2 separate regions of the Homo sapiens genome follow, and region 1 is linked to region 2. A link is a contact called in ENCODE Hi-C or POLR2A ChIA-PET data. All regions are on one chromosome and are shown on one strand. The core of a region is the stretch at or near the end of the contact, and the rest is flanking DNA. Distances in the headings are between cores, read along the strand shown.

Region 1 (4,251 bases), core at 1,133-3,632, 300 kb after region 2:
TCCATGGTGCATCATTCTCCAGTGGGGTTTGAAGGAGTCTTTGTTTTTTAGGTGTCTTCAGTACTGCTTGTCATATTAGTACTGTTAGGTTTGAGGTGTAATGGAAAAAATTTTAAAAATTAAGTCTGAAAAATAATTGTGGAAGCAGGTAATCAAGGAGCCTTGGATTCTTATGTTTGTATTTTTAAGGTAAAACCTCAGAGCCTAATTGGCTTCATTTCCCCCAGAACTGTTTGCATGTGAGAAATGACCCTCTTTCCTTTCTCTATCGGTGGGTAGTCTCTATCACCTCTGTTTGTCTCTTTTATCTTCCTTATCTCTCTCCATCTCATTTTCTTTCTCTGCTTCCCCTTATCTCTGCATATTTCTTTCTTCTTTCCCTCTTGTCTTTCTTTCTCCTTTATTGTTGTCTCTCTTTCCTTCTCACATATTTGTCTCTCCCTTTGTCTCTCTTTCCCTGCTTTTCTCTCCTCCTTGTGAGCTCCTTTCTCTTTGTCACACCCCCACCTCCATCCATACACCCTCTCTCTCCATCAGGAACTTGTTCATGATTTTGTCAGTGATGCTTCCAGTTCCATTTTAGTCAGCAACACAGTCCTCTTTATTAAGGGAAATGGTGTATAAGTGCAAAATAATATATTTTAAAATAGACTTAAGAGGGTGTTTGAGGTTGAGGGACTTCCTCAAAAATTTCCTTCCAAAAACCTTACTTATGATTGAATCGTAGTTGCACTGTTCAGCCTCCCCTTGGCCTGGGGACTCCTTTGTCTCCTCTTATTAGTTTGCTTCAGTTCAGGCATCATTGGCTTCCATGGTGAGAGTCCTTGGCGCATTTTTCTTTTTCAGCACGATTAGAAGGAATTTTGGTTTTTGAGGTTTCCTATTTGTGGCAGGACCTTGTTACTATTATTTTGGGGATTTGAGGGGAAAATCTGTGTAAGTTGAGTCCAAAAAATCCAGTATGGTGCCAAAGTAACCAAGGAGCTGAGTTTTCTTATTTATCTTTTCTAAGTAGCACCTGAGGAGCCAAATTTGTTGTATTTTCTTAGCATTGTTTTTCCTGTAAGGGTTCAAAGATATGTCTATGTAAGATGTCCCTCTTCTCTTTCTTTGTCAATGAGTTTTTCTCTTGCCCCGCTACCCTACTTTTGGTTCTGTCATGCTCACTTACTTTTCTGTTTGTTAAGTGGGTAGTCTCTCCTTTTATTTTTCTTCCTTATTTTCTCTTTTTGCCTTCACTTATTTCTGCCTTCCTTGGTTTTCTTCCCTTTTCCTGTGTCTGCACCTCATTTTCTTTCCAGTTTTCCTCAGCACATTCTCCTGTGTCTTTTTCTGTTTCTCCCGTGTGTGGTCATTTTTCTCGCAGACCCCAGCGCTACCCACAGTCTCCCTCCCTGTGTTTTTTCCTCTGTTTCTCTATGAGTTCTTTCTGAATGTTCCAGCACTGAGGTAAGTGCCATCGCTTGTTCCAGCGAGTGGTGTGATATAGGGACTATGTGCTTTCTAGCCCTGCTTGCTATAATTATTCCATCTTTCTCAGACTTTTTTTTTTCTTCTCATTATGAAGTGAGTTTGAAAGTGCAGCTAAGAAAGAAAGGACCGGGCACAGTGGCTCATGCTTGTAATCCCAGTACTTTGGGAGGCTGAGGCGGGTGGATCACCTGAGGTCGGGAGGTCGGGAATTCGAGACCAGCTTGGCCAACATAGCGAAACCCTGCCTCTACTAAAAATACTAAAATTAGCTTGGCGTGGTAATGGGTGCCTATAATCGCAGCTACTCAGGTGGCTGAGGTGGGAGAATCAATTGAGCCCGGGAGGCGGAGGTTGCAGTGAGCCGAGATCACGCCATTAGACTCGTCTGGGCGACAGAGCGAGACTCCGTCTCCAAAAAAAAAAAAAAAAAAAAAAAAAATACAGATAGGCCTAAGTGGAAACTATTACCCTCCATAGAGGGCAGAGGGGCAGAGTAGATGGCTGGTTTTGAGGTAGTTCATTCTTCATTCAGACGTGTGGCGCCCTTCCCCAGGCCCTAACCCCTGGAAGAGGGAGGAAAAAGGCGATCCACAGAAGTGTCTCATAAGAAATGTAGCTGCTCATCTGGCCATTAGCCGCATCTAGTCCTCAGGTGACTTTTCTCTGAGTCGCTCTGCCTGTCCCCTGCAAGCCAAAAGGGCAGCCGACGCAGCCCGTGATGCTGGGACAGCGTCCGGCCGCGCGCAACTGACGGTCGCGTTCTGCGCGCGAGCTAGTTGCCTCCCGTACCTGCCGCGGTCGCCGGCCCCGCCCCCGGGAGCGCGGGCCAATGGGCTGGGCTCCAGGGGGCGGGGCTGGCGGGCGGGCGGTGCGGCCGTGGCGGTAGCTGCAGGGGCGGTGGCGGCTGCAGTGGTGGTGGTGCCTGTGGCTGTGGCTGCGGCTGCGGCTGCGGCTGAGATTTGGCCGGGCGTCCGCAGGCCGTGGGGGATGGGGGCAGCGAGCTCCAGCCCTCGGCGGTGGCGGCGGCCGTAGGTGTGGGGCGGGCGTCCGCGTCCGGCACGCGAGATGGAGCGCCGTGGTGAGTGTGAGGAGGTGGCGCTTGCTCCGGCCGCGGCGGTCGTGGCTCCGGGCTGGGGTTGCCCGCGCGAGCGCCCGCGAATTGCCGTCCAGGGTCCGGGAGGCCCGCGGGGCGGCCCCGAGTGGAAGCGGTGGCAGGCTGCGCTAGGGACGGGTGTCCTCGAGCCAGGACTGGAGTCCACGGGAAGGGTCCGGCCGGGGCTAGGGGCGCGCCCGGCGAGGGAGGCGCGGACGAGCTGGGGAGGACGCCAGCGGTGGCCGGGAGCAGACGGTGACGATCGTAATTAAAGTTAGCACACAGCGCGTACAACGGGTCCGCCTGCTGTTCTGAAGCCTTTGCACATTTTAACTCTTTTAATGTTCAGAACACTCCATGATTGTTCGACTCGGTTCACACGGGGAAACCGAGGTTAAAAACCTGCCCAAGCACACAGACTAGTGGTTGGCAGCGTCAGGACCTAAACCCAGGCGCTTTTGCTCCGGAATCCGTGCTCCTGATCACTATGGGTCTGTGTTCTTGCCTGGATTCTATTCCCGCTCCCACCTGCCCTGACTGCAGCCCTCACTCCAGTTGGGCTCTCATTCCTGAGATATTTTAGGATTTCCGTGGTGCATTTTCTCCTGGTCTGTGTTTTTTGGGTTTCGTTGAGAGTTTTCCTCAGTCTCAGAGGTTTGTCCCAGTTCAATTGTGGACGTGTTTTGGGGTTTGACAGTTTTAATTAAAAAAAAAAATTTTTTGGGGGGCGGGTGAGCTGGAGTTGGACGTTTCAAGGTGGAACCCTCGTGACTGACGAGCCTCTTGTCTCTATGTTTATCTTTTTAAAACTTTCTCAGAGGGTATTGGCCCCAAATGTTTTCGGAGGGCAGGATATTACCTGCTAATGGCAGGAGCTGAGCTCTCCTTCCCTTCTCTCCATCTGTCTCTGTGACTGTATCTCTTGTCTATAGTTTATCTTTTGTCCGTCGTTACCACCGTCGGCTGTCCATTTTGGTTGCTCCATTCTTCCCTCTTTGTTTAAATTCTTGGATGAGGAACTTGCTCTTTGGCAAAGAGTAGTTTTGGCTGGTCAAAGGAGAGTACTGCCTGCCAGGAATGCTAGACATTCTGGAGGGGTGGGATGCTGGGCAGCTTCCTCTTTTTAAAGCGTGCTAGGTTCAAACTGTACAGAAATGAAGTGCATGTGTATTGCATGCCTTCCTTTAAAAATTGTTTGCATAGTATTGATAAAACTCTTTCTCACATGTCCCTATTCTGTTTTTGTGGAGAGTGCTTTTTAAAACCATAAAGATTTAATCATCGTTTTAGGATGAGCTCATCTAATCTTTTTAGCATCTCAAAGTAGATTCTTGCCAAATCTGAAATTGTGCTGAAATAGCAGATTTCTGAAATATCTGGCAATTTTTCCTCAAGAAGAAATGGTAGAATGGGAAATAGTAAGTATAGATGTTTGGGGGCAGTTTTACACTTCAATTAGAGAGCCTAAAATGAAACTACTGCCGTAATGTGCATTTGGCAGGGGGCATGCGTGGGGCAGCGGACATTTGATTGACACAGGCTCCTGCAGTCGTGGGGGATAGGAAGTTTGTGTCTACATTTCTAATGCACACAACACTTAGATTTACAACATACAATGGAAGTGGTTTTGCACGGTAATTTTCTACTTGCTAGAGAATTCTTTGAGAAGTGGATAATACATGTTT
Region 2 (3,744 bases), core at 724-3,223:
GCTGTTTGGCACCATTAAAAAGTACACTTCGCACCGTCAAAAAGTAGATCTGGCCACAATTAGATCAGTCAGGGAAAAACACTTCGCAATGAAATATTATTTACCACGTTTTCTTCCTCCCTCTTCTTGAAAATAGTAATGATTTTAGCATTTTTAAATCTTGAAGAATGTCATTCCGTACTGACTAAAAAGCCTGTGCAAACACCCAACATCTTCTCTTTCCTGTCTATTTTAATGGATATACAAAATAAATATTCATCTAATTTATCAATATTTAAGGCACATTGTGTATCACAATCCAATGGTAAACATTTTTCTTATCAAATGGCTGATCTTGACATTGTTTAAAGCCCTATATGATTTCAGAAAAGTCAGTGACTCCAAGTGGAATTGCAACAATTTCTTGGGTCTTGTAACAAACCTGAAGTGTAACTATTTCTCTTCAGCTACCTTCAATCCCAGAGAGCAAAGAATCACATCCCAGGTGGAGCTGAAGATCTCTTAGGGAAAATGACTCAGGCTAGAGCCTGCATAAAAAGAGGATTGCATGGCTTAGTTTTGCAAACATAAATTTTGTGGGTTTCAGAGCTGGCAGAGAGCTCAAAGAGGAAATCATCAAGGGCAACTTTCTGCTTCGAGGAAGGAAAGTCTACAAGGGCTAAACCTGGATGTGCTATTTCAGTTCAGGCAAAGGAGGAAAATTAAAATTTTGCACAGTTTTATTCTGTTAAAACAAGTGGTTCAGTAAGCTAAACGAGATATGTATATAGTATGCATTAAAATGCAAGACTGACTTCCCTGGGAAAACGTGGGAAAGAAGGAGAGAGGAAACAAACAATTCTTACACTAAGAATTCTCCAGTCGTGTCTTGCAGGCAATATAGAGTAATAATAATAAAAATGACAGGAGATACTTTGACAGGATGGCTTAAAATGCCACTCAATAGATGAAGAGTTGTTCTCATGCTTGGCAAGTTTACAGCAAAGCCCAGAAGGAGAAGCCAGAAAATAATTTAGAAAAACCAAAGCTTAAAACTAGTGGCACACAACTCTGGTTACATTTTTCATTTTCATTTTTGGTTCCTCTGCATTTCGGTGGAACTCAGTCCCACAGATGTCTTCTTCAATGTGGGAACCATCCTTTCTGGAACCACAGAGCTGCAGATGTCACGCTGGAATTCTCCCAGAGGCAAACTGCCAGATGTGAGGCTGCTCTTCCTCAGTCACTATCTCTGGTCGTACCGGGCGATGCCTGAGCCAACTGACCCTCAGACCTGTGAGCCGAGCCGGTCACACCGTGGCTGACACCGGCATTCCCACCGCCTTTCTCCTGTGCGACCCGCTAAGGGCCCCGCGAGGTGGGCAGGCCAGGTATTCTTGACCTTCGTGGGGTAGAAGAAGCCACCGTGGCTGGGAGAGGGCCCTGCTCACAGCCACACGTTTACTTCGCTGCAGGTCCCGAGCTTCTGCCCCAGGTGGGCAAAGCATCCGGGAAATGCCCTCCGCTGCCCGAGGGGAGCCCAGAGCCCGTGCTTTCTATTAAATGTTGTAAATGCCGCCTCTCCCACTTTATCACCAAATGGAAGGGAAGAATTCTTCCAAGGCGCCCTCCCTTTCCTGCCATAGACCTGCAACCCACCTAAGCTGCACGTCGGAGTCGCGGGCCTGGGTGAATCCGGGGGCCTTGGGGGACCCGGGCAACTAGACCCGCCTGCGTCCTCCAGGGCAGCTCCGCGCTCGGTGGCGCGGTTGAATCACTGGGGTGAGTCATCCCTTGCAGGGTCCCGGAGTTTCCTACCGGGAGGAGGCGGGGCAGGGGTGTGGACTCGCCGGGGGCCGCCCACCGCGACGGCAAGTGACCCGGGCCGGGGGCGGGGAGTCGGGAGGAGCGGCGGGGGCGGGCGCCGGGGGCGGGCAGAGGCGCGGGAGAGCGCGCCGCCGGCCCTTTATAGCGCGCGGGGCACCGGCTCCCCAAGACTGCGAGCTCCCCGCACCCCCTCGCACTCCCTCTGGCCGGCCCAGGGCGCCTTCAGCCCAACCTCCCCAGCCCCACGGGCGCCACGGAACCCGCTCGATCTCGCCGCCAACTGGTAGACATGGAGACCCCTGCCTGGCCCCGGGTCCCGCGCCCCGAGACCGCCGTCGCTCGGACGCTCCTGCTCGGCTGGGTCTTCGCCCAGGTGGCCGGCGCTTCAGGTGAGTGGCACCAGCCCCTGGAAGCCCGGGGCGCGCCACACGCAGGAGGGAGGCGACAGTCCTGGCTGGCAGCGGGCTCGCCCTGGTTCCCCGGGGCGCCCATGTTGTCCCCCGCGCCTACGGGACTCGGCTGCGCTCACCCAGCCCGGCTTGAATGAACCGAGTCCGTCGGGCGCCGGCGGGAGTTGCAGGGAGGGAGTTGGCGCCCCAGACCCCGCTGCCCCTTCCGCTGGAGAGTTTTGCTCGGGGTGTCCGAGTAATTGGACTGTTGTTGCATAAGCGGACTTTTAGCTCCCGCTTTAACTCTGGGGAAAGGGCTTCCCAGTGAGTTGCGACCTTCAATATGATAGGACTTGTGCCTGCGTCTGCACGTGTTGGCGTGCAGAGGTTTGGATATTATCTTTCATTATATGTGCATCTTCCCTTAATAAAGAGCGTCCCTGGTCTTTTCCTGGCCATCTTTGTTCTAGGTTTGGGTAGAGGCAATCCAAAAGGGCTGGATTGCTGCTTAGATTGGAGCAGGTACAACGTTGTGCATGCCCCGTATTTCTACGAGGTGTTCGGGACGGCGTAGAGACTGGGACCTGCTGCGTACTGGCAAAGCAGACCTTCATAAGAAATAATCCTGATCCAATACAGCCGACGGTGTGACAGGCCACACGTCCCCGTGGGTCTCTGTGGAAGTTTCAGTGTAGCGACATTTCAGATAAAAGTGGAAAAAGTGAAGTTTGGCTTTTTTCATTTGTATGCAGTCCTAACTCTTGTCACACGTGTGGGATTTATCTTTTTCCATAACTTACTGAAAACCCTTCCTGGCGGGCTGAACCTGACTCTTCCTGAGCTGAGTCCTGGACTGGCACACTGATGGCTCTGGGCTCTTCCCGGTCAAGTTATAACAAGGCTTTGCCCATGAATAATTTCAAACGAAAATGTCAAGATCCTTGCCGGTGTCCTGGGATTACAAGGTGAATCTTGTCATGAAGAAATTCTAGGTCTAGAAAAAATTTGAAGATTCTTTTTCTCTTGATAATTCACTAATGAAGCTTTTGTGGTTGAAAAATAAAAAGTGAGGTTTATGGTGATGTCAGGTGGGAAGGTGTTTTATACATCAATACATTCGAGTGCTCTGAAGTGCATGTAATAATAGCTGTTTCTCTGTTGTTTAAAGGCACTACAAATACTGTGGCAGCATATAATTTAACTTGGAAATCAACTAATTTCAAGACAATTTTGGAGTGGGAACCCAAACCCGTCAATCAAGTCTACACTGTTCAAATAAGGTAAGCTGGGTACAGAAAAAGAAAATTAAGGTCTTTGATGTTTCTACTGTCCTATGCTGAACAAGAATGTCTTTAAAGCTGATTACTGGATGAAATTATTTAACAGATGACGAAGAAGAAGGGATTCTTGGCAATTCGCTGGCCGGTGTCATACTCTATTAGGCCTGCAACATTTCCAGACCTTAAACTGATAGAACATTTTAATTGTTTTAATTGTTTTTGGAAATGATGGGAGAGTTCCTAAGTGGAGTATAAACTGTGGAGAGATG

What was found. Hi-C counts contacts between places; a loop is a spot of excess contacts on that map. ChIA-PET counts read pairs that join two places held with the same protein, here RNA polymerase II (POLR2A). Pooled maps may share reads with other maps.
Region 1: a loop to region 2 is called in a map of ascending aorta, with 3 times the contacts of the local background. The contact joins the promoter of ARHGAP29 here to the promoter of F3 in region 2. A Hi-C loop is called at or near these places in 1 of 168 maps with a recorded cell type or tissue (ascending aorta) and 6 of 50 pooled maps. POLR2A ChIA-PET finds 5 or more read pairs at or near these places in 2 of 52 experiments (MCF 10A and endothelial cell of umbilical vein).

What each region holds. Positions count from the first base shown.
Region 1 is chr1:94,235,715-94,239,965 of GRCh38, reverse strand. ARHGAP29 (Rho GTPase activating protein 29) reads left to right here and starts at 2,382. Exons shown (of 23, transcript NM_004815.4): 1 at 2,382-2,551. RefSeq lists silencers at 2,179-2,408, 2,419-2,658.
Region 2 is chr1:94,539,988-94,543,731 of GRCh38, reverse strand. F3 (coagulation factor III, tissue factor) reads left to right here and starts at 1,973. Exons shown (of 6, transcript NM_001993.5): 1 at 1,973-2,195; 2 at 3,364-3,475. The coding sequence starts at 2,096. LOC124904223 (a long non-coding RNA gene) reads right to left here and starts at 1,758. Exons shown (of 2, transcript XR_007066234.1): 1 at 1-1,758. MIR12133 (microRNA 12133) reads right to left here and starts at 30; the gene lies at 1-30. RefSeq lists a silencer at 1,774-2,053.